Regions from separate parts of the Mus musculus genome. Here region 1 is linked to region 2. A link is a loop called in an ENCODE intact Hi-C map of the cell type or tissue named here. Cell type or tissue: heart. All regions are shown on one strand.

Region 1 (5,000 bases), 230 kb after region 2:
CGCCTCACATTCTAGAGAGTCCCTCTGGGCTGCCTGAGTCCCTCAAGCATGTGGGGCTGCTGGCTTCAGCTCACAGAGTCCCCACCACTGCCTAAGCGTCCATTCTGTCCCCAAAGCATGGCTGTCCCCATCAGCTTAGTTTACCATGCAAAATGCTACTTGCTAACTGGGTATCGTAAACACCAGACATCTGTCTCTCCCAGTTCTGAAGGTGACAAGGGTAAAAGGGTGTCAGTGTGATCCAGCTCCATCAGGACTACCCCTCCTGGTTATACACGGCAGCCTTCTTCAGGGTCCTCACACAGGGGTGGGGGAGTATAACTTACCCCCAGTAATGTCAGGTAACCCTAACGCCGCCCATAGCCCACTTCAGACACCATCCCACAGATGTGGATGTAGGAGACAAACACTGGTTCATAAGAGGAGCTGCACCTGAGGTCCACCAGGAGCTCAGGAAGACGTGGCTCAAAGGCAGAGCCACAATTGCAGGGGAGAGTTGAAGCAGGACGGTCCCAGGAAACGTGGGGTCCCCACATTAGACAGTCTATGTCCTGTGGAGTGATACCTTACTGTAAGATTCCTATCCTCCGTGGAAATCAAGCCTGTTTCTAAGATGCTGGGTAACTTTGTCTTCTCTGGGACTCAGTTTCCTTACGTGTGAAGTAGAGAGGTAAGAGTTAACAAAAGTTAAGGATTGGACCCTTTTAGGAATCTAGTACAAGCTTTGATGTCTGCTCCAAATGAACTGTACAAGACTATATAGCTCTGCATGTCCAGCCCTCTGACTCAGCCGTGGAACTCTTAAAAGCCCTTGGATTCTGGGGTCAGAGCCTTAGTGGGTTGTCTCAAACTCATGCAGCTGTGATGATGGGCATAGCCTCTCTGGGCCCCGCAATTCCCTTTGCCAACCCTTCCCCTGTCTCTTGACAGGATTCCATTTACCCATTCCATCCATGTGTCAGGCAGACATAACAGCCCCCATCTTAGAGAGACTCAAGTACAGACAGGTAACATGCAAAAAGTCGCACGGCATCCAAGGCGTTTTTCCACCCTCCTGTGGTACCAGTGTGTTTGATGTTTAACAGTGCCAACTCCTACTGCTAGCTATAGAGATGGGTTTAGGACTTTCCATTCGCCCATCTCTTCAGTCCCCACCACTCCATGAGGCAAAGTTAGCTATCTCCATTTTACAGAAGAAATAGCCCTAGAGATGCAAGGTCCCTCGCCCAGAACAATCCCAGTGTTTCTGACTTGTGACCCTGATGCTCTCTGCATGCCACGCCCATCCTCAGACCTTGGGTCTGGCCTAGCTCCACCTGAGGAAGAGGTACTGATAATTATTGGTTGAAACAGCGTCTGGATTCCTGCTGATCCCAGACTTGGGTTCCAACATCAGTTCCGAGTAGCAGCTAGGCAAGAGTGACCAAGCTTCAGTGCAGAGGGGCATTTTGAAGGTCACATGTATGTTATTTGTGAACTTATAGAGGCACAAGTGCTGGTTCCAAGTGAGTCGCTGCTGAGGAGGCCAGGCCAAGTGTGCCTCCTGGCCACCACGCCCAACAGTCTGGCCCTATTGACTTCTCCCCTTGTTCCCATGAGTGACAGCGCTGTCATGAGCACCCAATTCAGAGCCACGATGGCCATGAAAGCTGAGGCTGGGCAAGGCCCCGTGTGACAAGCTGGGCCAGCCCTGGAGGGTGAGAAGAACCATGACCCCAGAAGGAAGATTCTCTTGGTCTGGAATATTCTAGTTCAGGAGCTGCACCAGGACAGACAGGAGCACAGTCCCTCCCCTTAGTCTTCATCTGTTGTCCGAGCAATGAGTTTCAAGACACACCAGGCAGCATTCACCCAGCTGGATGGGCTGAGTGAGCTGCCTGGTCCCTTACCAGGACAATCTATGGAGGGAGTTGGTAGGCAAGCTGTAGTTAACTCCAACATGCCAGTACACACATGGGGATCTGGGAGCTTTGGCAAGAGAAAGGATCTTGATCCAAGGGGTGTTCCTAAAAGGTATATGGGAGACCAGACAGTCCAGTGGAGTCTGTAGAAGATGATAAAGAGTGAATGTTGGGCAGCAGGAGACAAAGGACAAAGTCCTGTCCTTGGGGAAACAGCCAAGTGGTTCCAGGAGGTTGGGGCAGGGCAAGGCAGAGGGAACCGGGAACCCATAAAGACATTCTGCCAATAAGTCGTTAGTGAATGTCGGCCAATCAGCCCACGCCCACTACACCAGTGAACGTGGCCCTATTCCTGACCCTTCTGCCCTCTTGTACCCTAACTTAGAGACAAGGGACAGTAAACCCAATCCCTCTCAACGTAAATGCAATATGCATCAATTGCTTTGAGGGCAGTGACTAACCAGATAGGAGGAGACAACCTAAAACAGATCAGAGGAGACATCATCTCGGGGGAAGAAAGAGAGAGAGCCCTATCAGCACCTCCAGTGCAGGCTCAGAGGAGGCTCACTGTTGACATAAAAGAAGGGGCAAGAAAGCTTTTAGTCTGGGAGCAGAATGGTGAATGTCAGCCATCGCCAGCTGCCCCGAAGAGAAGGGCAGTGTCTCTTTGTGAGCCAATTGCGTTCCCTTGTACCGAGTGCTCCCTTTGTGTCCACCCTTGGCTCCCACTTAAACAATGCTGTTCCCCCACCATCCAGCACCGAGTCATTTTTCAGTGTCTCTCTACAGGTAGGTTGCGAAGAGGACCTCATTCCTTCTGCCAGGCTGCCACTGTGTGGTGGGCAGAGGAATGACAGCTAGGGACGGCCTTAGCCAGGTGTATCTTCATCCCTCAACAAAGGCTTTTTGGGGAACACATACCAGGCAGCTCTCAACCAATACCTGCAATTCCAGGCAATTAAACAACCCGTGCCCTTGAAGAATACACCCCCAACACACACATAGCTTGCATAAACCCACAAAAGAACACACATAAAAATAGTAAATAATAAATGTTTTAAAGCCTTTTTGCAAACTTACAATGCGCATGTTTCTGGGTTTCTGGGGAAAATCTGGGTTTTCCAGAGATGAGCCAATGAGGGAAGGGCTGAGCCACAACCCTGTCTTGGGACAGGAGACTCTAGCATACTATGTGTGAACCTATGAAGGCCATAAAGGCTTCTTACCCGCCCCTCACCACCACCACCCCCCCAAAAAAAAAACAGGAAAAGGGACCAGAGGGCAGCATACAGGTGGATAGGAGAGGGAGATGGTCAGCCTGGGGCTTTGAGGGGTCCTGGGCTCTGCAGAGGTGCATCTGGCTATAGGCATCTCTTCTCCTGACACCACTCCACTACTCCTTTCAGTTTTAGTCTGTGGTTTGTGGATGTTCCCTTTGTCCTTGGGATCCTCTGCTGTCTGTCTGTCTGTCTCTCTGCCTTACTCTCTCCCTCTCCATCCACCTAATATCTGTGTGCCTATCTGTCTGTCTCTGCCTGAATCTGTCTCTGTCTTAGTTGTTCTTTATCTGTGTGTCTGAGTCTCTCTCTCTCTCTCTCTCTCTCTCTGTTTCTCTCTCTCTGCCTCTCTCTCTCTCTCTCTGTTTCTCTCTCTCTGTCTCTGTTTCTCTCTCTGTGTCTCTATTTCTCTCTCTCTCTCTCTCTCTCTCTCTCTCTCTCTCTCTCTCTCTCTCTCTCTCTCTCTCCCTCCCTCCCTCCCTCTCTTGCTCTCTTTCACTCTCCACACATCTCTGAGCCTGTCGTTGTTTTCTTCCCCTCTATCCCTCTGCTCCATCACTTTCTCTATCGGCCTCTCTGGCTTTCTTGTCTACTCCCTGTCCTGCTTTTGGTCCTCTCTGCCCATCTCTGACCCCATTTCCACCTGCCCCTGCCTCTGGCTCTTTCCCCACTCCCACCTCTCTCTGGCTGTGTCTCCTTTTCAGCCTGTCCAAAGCTGCCGACCTGGACCATCACTGGGTGGCCAAGGCCTGGCTGAATGACATTGGCCTGTCCCAGTATTCCCAGGCCTTCCAGAACCACCTGGTTGATGGGAGGATGCTGAATTCACTGATGAAGCGGGACCTGGAGAAACACCTGAACGTGTCCAAGAAGTTCCACCAAGTTAGCATCTTGCTGGGAATTGAGCTGCTGTACCAAGTGAACTTCAGCAGGGAGGTGAGAACTAAATGGGGCGGCAGGGCAGGGGCAGACATCTTCCACAGCCTGTATCCACATCCAATTTCTGTCTAACCATCTACCCACCCATCCGCTGATCCATCCATCCATTCACTTATTCAACCATCAATCTATCCACCCAGTCATCCACCCATCTACCTACATATCTACCCATCATTCCATTCACCCATCCACTCCTCCATCCACCTGCTGACCCATCTATCCACCTACCCACTGTCCATCCACCCACCCATCCATGTACCTATCCACTCTCAGTCCACTCCCCATCTCTCCATCTGTCTAGTTTCCATCCCACCCCATCATCCACTCACATATATACACAACTACCTACTCATCCATCCATCCATCCATCCATCCATCCACCCACCCACCCACCCGCCCACCCATCCATCCATCCACCCATCCATCTATCCATCCATCTACCCATCCATCTGTCCATCCATCCATCTACCCATCCATCCATCCATCCACCCATCCATCTATCCACCCACCCATCCATCCATCCACCCATCCATCTATCCATCCATCCATCTACCCATCCATCTATTCATCCTTCCATCCATCCATCCATCCATCCATCCATCCACCCATCCATCTATCCACCCATCCATCTATTCATCCATCCATCCATCTATCCATCCATCCATCCATCCATCCATCCATCCATCCATCCATCCATCCACCCATCCATCTATCCACCCATCCATCTATCCATTCATCCATCTACCCACCCATCTATTCATCCATCCATCCATCCATCCATCCATCCATCCATCTATCCATCCATCCACTCATCCATCCATCCATCCACCCATCCATCTATCATCCATCCATCTACCCACCCATCTATTCATCCATCCATCCA
Region 2 (5,000 bases):
TCCAAGAGTCAGCTCTCACTGTCCCACATCTCCATCTGAGCATGTTTGTAAGCACAATGGGTTCCTCGTGCAGCCTGAGGAAGGAGGTCAGAGGGGAAAGAAGATGTAAGCACACGTTCTATATATGCTATCATGGCACAGTTGTTTATCCCAGCCATCAGAGGGAAGGGGCAAGCAGATCTCCACGAATTCAAGGCCAGCCTGGTCTACACGGCAAGTTCCAAGCTAGCCAGTCCCACATAGTGAACTGTCTCAAATTAATTGATTAAATTAGCATTTTCAATGTTCTATTCATGTTGATACATTAAATATCAGATTTTTAATTATTGTGCGTGTGTGTATGCATACATAATGCTGTATGCATATCTAATATGTGTATGTATGTGGAGGTCAGATGACAACTCTGGGGAATCGGTTCCATCCCTCCCCCTTTATGTGAGTTGCAGGGATTCAAACTCAGGTTGCCAGGTTCGGGCAGCCAGCTGTTACCCACTGAGCATCTCACGCCGCTGGGAGGATCTTCTGAATTATTTGTTGCATTTGGTGAAAGTTATGCATTTGCCAGGCACTTCTCAGAAACTGACAGTGCAGGCGGAACCACAAGTCTGCTGTGTTGGGTACAGGGGTGGCTCCACAAAGCTAGGAGCCAGCAGAACCTCAGCTGGGGTTATACTCTCTTGGAGCTGGGTAGACATGTCTAAGGAGGCAGGCACCTGAGAGTGTGAGGCCCATTCCTCCTCTCACCGTATGGCCCTTGTCATAGCTAGGATTTCTACTGCTGTGATTAAACACCATGACCAAGAGCAACTTGGGAGGGAAAGGTTTGTGTAGAGAGGATCTCTTGTGTATCATATGGACAAACCACCTGTCCATTAAAGAACCTACAGTCACAGCTGAAGAGATGGCTTAGTGGGTAAGAGCACTCGTTCTTCCTCTGGAAGACCTGGGTTCAATTCCCAGCACTGACGTGGAAGCTACCAATAATCTACAACTCCAGTTCCAAGGCATCTGATGCCCTCCTCTGGCCTCTGCAGACACTGTGTGCACAGGGTACACACATACGTGCACTGCAAACACACAAATAGGTAAAATTAAAATAAAAGAGAAAGGAAAAAGTATGAACCTATGGCCTGTGGGAAGGGCTAGAATAGAAGGTGGGACATCTGGAGGCAGAGAGAATTCTGGGATGGTGCAAGGCGTGGGAGATGTACCCAGGAAGATGTGACAAGATGAACGCATGGTACCTGAGCACAGGTAACCAGCCGTGTGGCAGAATGTAAATTAGAATATATGGGTTATTTTAAGTTATGATCTAGTCAGAGAAGAGCCTAGCTATATGGCCAAGGTATCTCTAAATTTATTTTGAGTCCAAGTCTTATTTCTGGGAGCATAAGGCTGGGATGAAAAATGACTTAGCTTCTACTGTTTCATGAACAGTTTGTAGTCCATAATCCAGGGCAATCAGGGCAGGAACCTGGAGGCAGGAGCTGATGCAGAGGCTGTGGAAAGTATTGCTTGCTGGTTTGCTCAGTCTGCTTTCTTATAGCACCCAGGATCACCAGACCAGGGGTGGCACCATTCACGATGAGCTAGATCCTTCCACATCAGAGGCTTGCCTGCAGGCCATTGGGAGCCATTTCTCAATTGACTTTCTGTCTTCCAAAAGGGCTCTAGCTTATGTCAAACTAACCAGGACAGTCCTCATCCTGTGACCACTTGAGCTCTCTGAAGGGATTAATCCCAAGAGTGGTTGTTTGGATGGCCAAGGTGGAGGCTCAGCCTCTGAAGTCACCTTGTGTCACTCTACCCTGCATTTCATGGCCAAGACAAGAAACCACCCTTCCCCAAGCACAGAGTCGAGGGAAATGTCTCCACCTCTCTGCGGGGCCACTAGGATAGGTCCTACACCTTGGGAATAATGCTGCAGTCATCTTTGGAAACACAACTTATCGTTTCTTTTTCAGACCCCAGAATGTCACTTGTACCTCCTACCACTAGGAGGCAGCATAGGCTCCCTCTTGCTTCCTCCTGAAGCTTTCCTGGGGCCTTCTGGCTCACAGCACCGGATGGTAGAACCTGAGACTCTCACTTTGTGTTGTTCTCTTGGGTGACAAACAGGGCTTCCCTCTTGGGGGGGGGGGGGGGGGGGCGGAGGGCAGTTCATGAATATATTTACCTGTGCATTTAAGAACCACCATGGATCCGCAAGGGTCTCTGACCTCAAGGAAATCCTGAACAAACAAGATGTAAGTCTTAGGGTGGCTGCTTTGTCTTTGATTTGTAGGCTGCTTTGTATTGATTACCTGTGATGGGCTTTGTTAAGTTCCTTTTGGCAAGCTCTCTTCTCCGTGGGGATCCTGGGAAGGATCAGACTTTTGTTATCCCCCCCCCCCATTATGTCCCCCCCCCCCCCCCGCCCCAGGGCTCAGGTGATAAATATCTCAAAAAAAAAAAAAAAAAAAAAACACAATGGCCCTCTCTCTTTCTGATTGTTTGTATTTTGTTTGCTTGTTTGGACTTCAGATTTACTACTAATGAGCAAAGTCCCTGTCAGTATCCATCCTCAGTGATGCTCACGGCAGAGTAACTGGGGCAGAGGATCTCCGGGCTCCCATCCCCACCCCACCCCAGTCCCCCTACCAGGTAGCATTCATCTTGTGTCAGGCTAACTGCTGGGCTTGACCAACTAGATCACATTAACTCTCTCCTGACAAGCCTAGGAACTCTGTCCTGATAATCACCTTGGTATTGTATAAGACTCATGGAAGCTTTAGAATATAGAAAGACCTCAGGGCATCAGGACCTCTTTTGAGCCAAAAGTATCTCTTATTTGGGGCTTTAGAGCTTTAGTCTACCTCCACCTGGAAGCCATGACCCCATCTCTGCCAACCACACAGCTCTGGCTCACCCTTCCACCTCCACAGACGTCCTCTACAGCCCCCTCCCAAGTACTCTCTCTTTTGCAGTCTCTGCGTGGTTTCTCTCACAGGTAGCACATGGCCCTACTGGACATTGCCTTCTCTCCTCCTCTGCATGGAGAATGGCAATGTCAGGCCTCCCCTGCGGGTTCATTTAGTCCTTTGTTAGCCCAGGAACTGTCTGCCGAGAGCCTGACAAAGTTGTATCCTCACACTGGCTGCCTGCCTGACCTTGGCCAACTCCTGAGCTTACCCAAACCTTCCAACTCCTCATCTGTCAGGTAGAGACAGTGATTGGAACCCACACCATAAGGCCGGTGTGAGGATTAAACAGGAGTCTATAAATAAACCACTTAGATCTTTCCTGGAGTGGTGGCGTTAACCATTTTCTGAACTTGACATGGCGGCTCATACCTGAAATCCCTGATTCTTCTTAGTGGTGCTGGAGGCCCATTAAGAGAAAGCAATTTCCTTCCAGTTAAAAGAATAGGCTCTGCCTCTCTGGTGGAGACATGTCCTCACCTCCTTCCTTAAGCGTTAGTCCAATTGGACTTGCCAGTCCCCTGCCTAAGAGACTGCCCCTCAGGAAAGCTAGGTCGTCTTAAGCCATGCTAAAGAGACGAGAGGAACAATTATCCCTTTATTGAGACATTGTGCTTTTCCTACCCGAATCCCTGCCCTCTGTGCAGTCGCTACAGCACTGCCATTAGGGTCTGTGGGCTCTGCCTACTTTTCCTCTTTCCTCTTCTCTCTTCAGATGCTGGCCAGAACTAAGGGTGCTTTCTCTGGTGTGTTAGCCCTTTTCACTCTCTCTGAAGCCCTCCATCCTGCCACGTGCCTGTCTCCCTGCCTCTTCTCCACCTCCCTCCTCTGGGAAGCTACTAAGATTTGCAGTCGTTTGCCTTACCTAGGTTTTTCTTTCAAATTTTAAGAAAAATTTCCTCTCGTTTCCTTCTAAGTCTGTACTTAAATGATTTTGTGAACAAAAGTAAGAAACCCAGGAGGGAACCCAATTTTCTCAGTAACACATGGGGGCCTGAGGGAAAAGGATTGCTGTCTGAGAATTCCAAGCTAGTCTGGGCTACATACACTGTAAACGCTTTAAAACCAACACAAAGTCAAGTGTAGTACACGCTGTTAATCTCAGAACCTCAGAGGCTGAGGCAGGAGGATGGTGAACTCTAGGCCATAGCAAGCTCAAGGCCAGATGGGGTTACACAGTAAAACCCTACTTCATCCCAACACACACACACACACACACACACACACACACACACACACACACACACGTGCGCGCACACGCGCACGCGCACAGAGTTAAGACATATACTATTCTGCAGATTGAGACTCCTGAAATAAAATGAAATAGAACACGCACAGTGGGGCTGGCAAGTGGCTCAGTGGGCAAAGGTGCTTGCTGCCAAGCACAACAACCCGAGTTCGAGCCTCAGAACGCACATAGTAGAAAGAGAAAATCAACTTCCACAAATTGTCCTCTTGAGTTCCATGTGCACAGCATGGCACTTTGGGATGCAAGCACTTACAGGCAGACAGAGAGCGTAGAACACACACAGTGCCTAGCTCAGTGCTGGATCCTTGCTGTACTCCAAGGTGAACGCTGTACACGATTTTCTTCTGCCATTGTGGGTCAGGGGATGAATCATCTCCAGCAGGCTAAGCCTTGAGCTCTGCTAATGACCAAGGTGTAAACTGATACAGCTTCAGGGTTCAAAGGCATCTTTTATCTTGGCTTAGAAACAGAGGAGGGCAGCTCAGAGGATCTAGAGTGTGTCCTGCTTGCCTGCGGCAACATGAGAGACAAAAGCCCAGAGGATGCTGGGAGTGGGATGTGAAGACAGCCAAAGGGTAAACACGGTGCGTTATAAAGGGCTAAGAAACTATACTTCCTGTTTATAAGCTTTTCAGATGCCAGGTTAAGATGACTGATCTCATCTGTTCAGCACGGGGTCAAGCTCCAAAGAGGACCTTTACAGTCAACAAGCTTTAGAAATGCAGGTTATGCGCACAGACTGCACACCGCTCTCTGGCCTAATTCAGTCCAGCAGAGGAAGCTATAGAAAA

What was found. A loop is a pair of places that touch in the nucleus more often than their neighbours do. Peaks named below come from ENCODE experiments on the same cell type or tissue, not always from the same donor. Only the 100,000 strongest peaks of a DNase experiment are listed, where the experiment ranks them.
Region 1: a loop joins it to region 2, with 4 times the contacts of the local background. A loop is called at or near these places in 3 of 42 quality-filtered maps.

Annotation. Positions count from the first base shown.
Region 1 is chr4:142,111,222-142,116,221 of GRCm38, reverse strand. It overlaps Kazn (kazrin, periplakin interacting protein), which reads left to right. Exons shown (of 18, transcript NM_144531.3): 14 at 3,883-4,114. Among named protein-coding and RNA genes, the nearest start is that of Gm35581, 13 kb to the left of the region's middle. In heart, a CTCF peak has its summit at 2,744; no DNase peak of the experiment used is centred here; H3K27ac peaks cover 719 bases; H3K27me3 peaks cover 214 bases.
Region 2 is chr4:142,346,116-142,351,115 of GRCm38, reverse strand. It overlaps Gm46875 (a long non-coding RNA gene), which reads right to left. Exons shown (of 3, transcript XR_003955299.1): 1 at 1-5,000. Among named protein-coding and RNA genes, the nearest start is that of Gm46875, 44 kb to the right of the region's middle. In heart, a CTCF peak has its summit at 1,985 (motif pointing right); no DNase peak of the experiment used is centred here.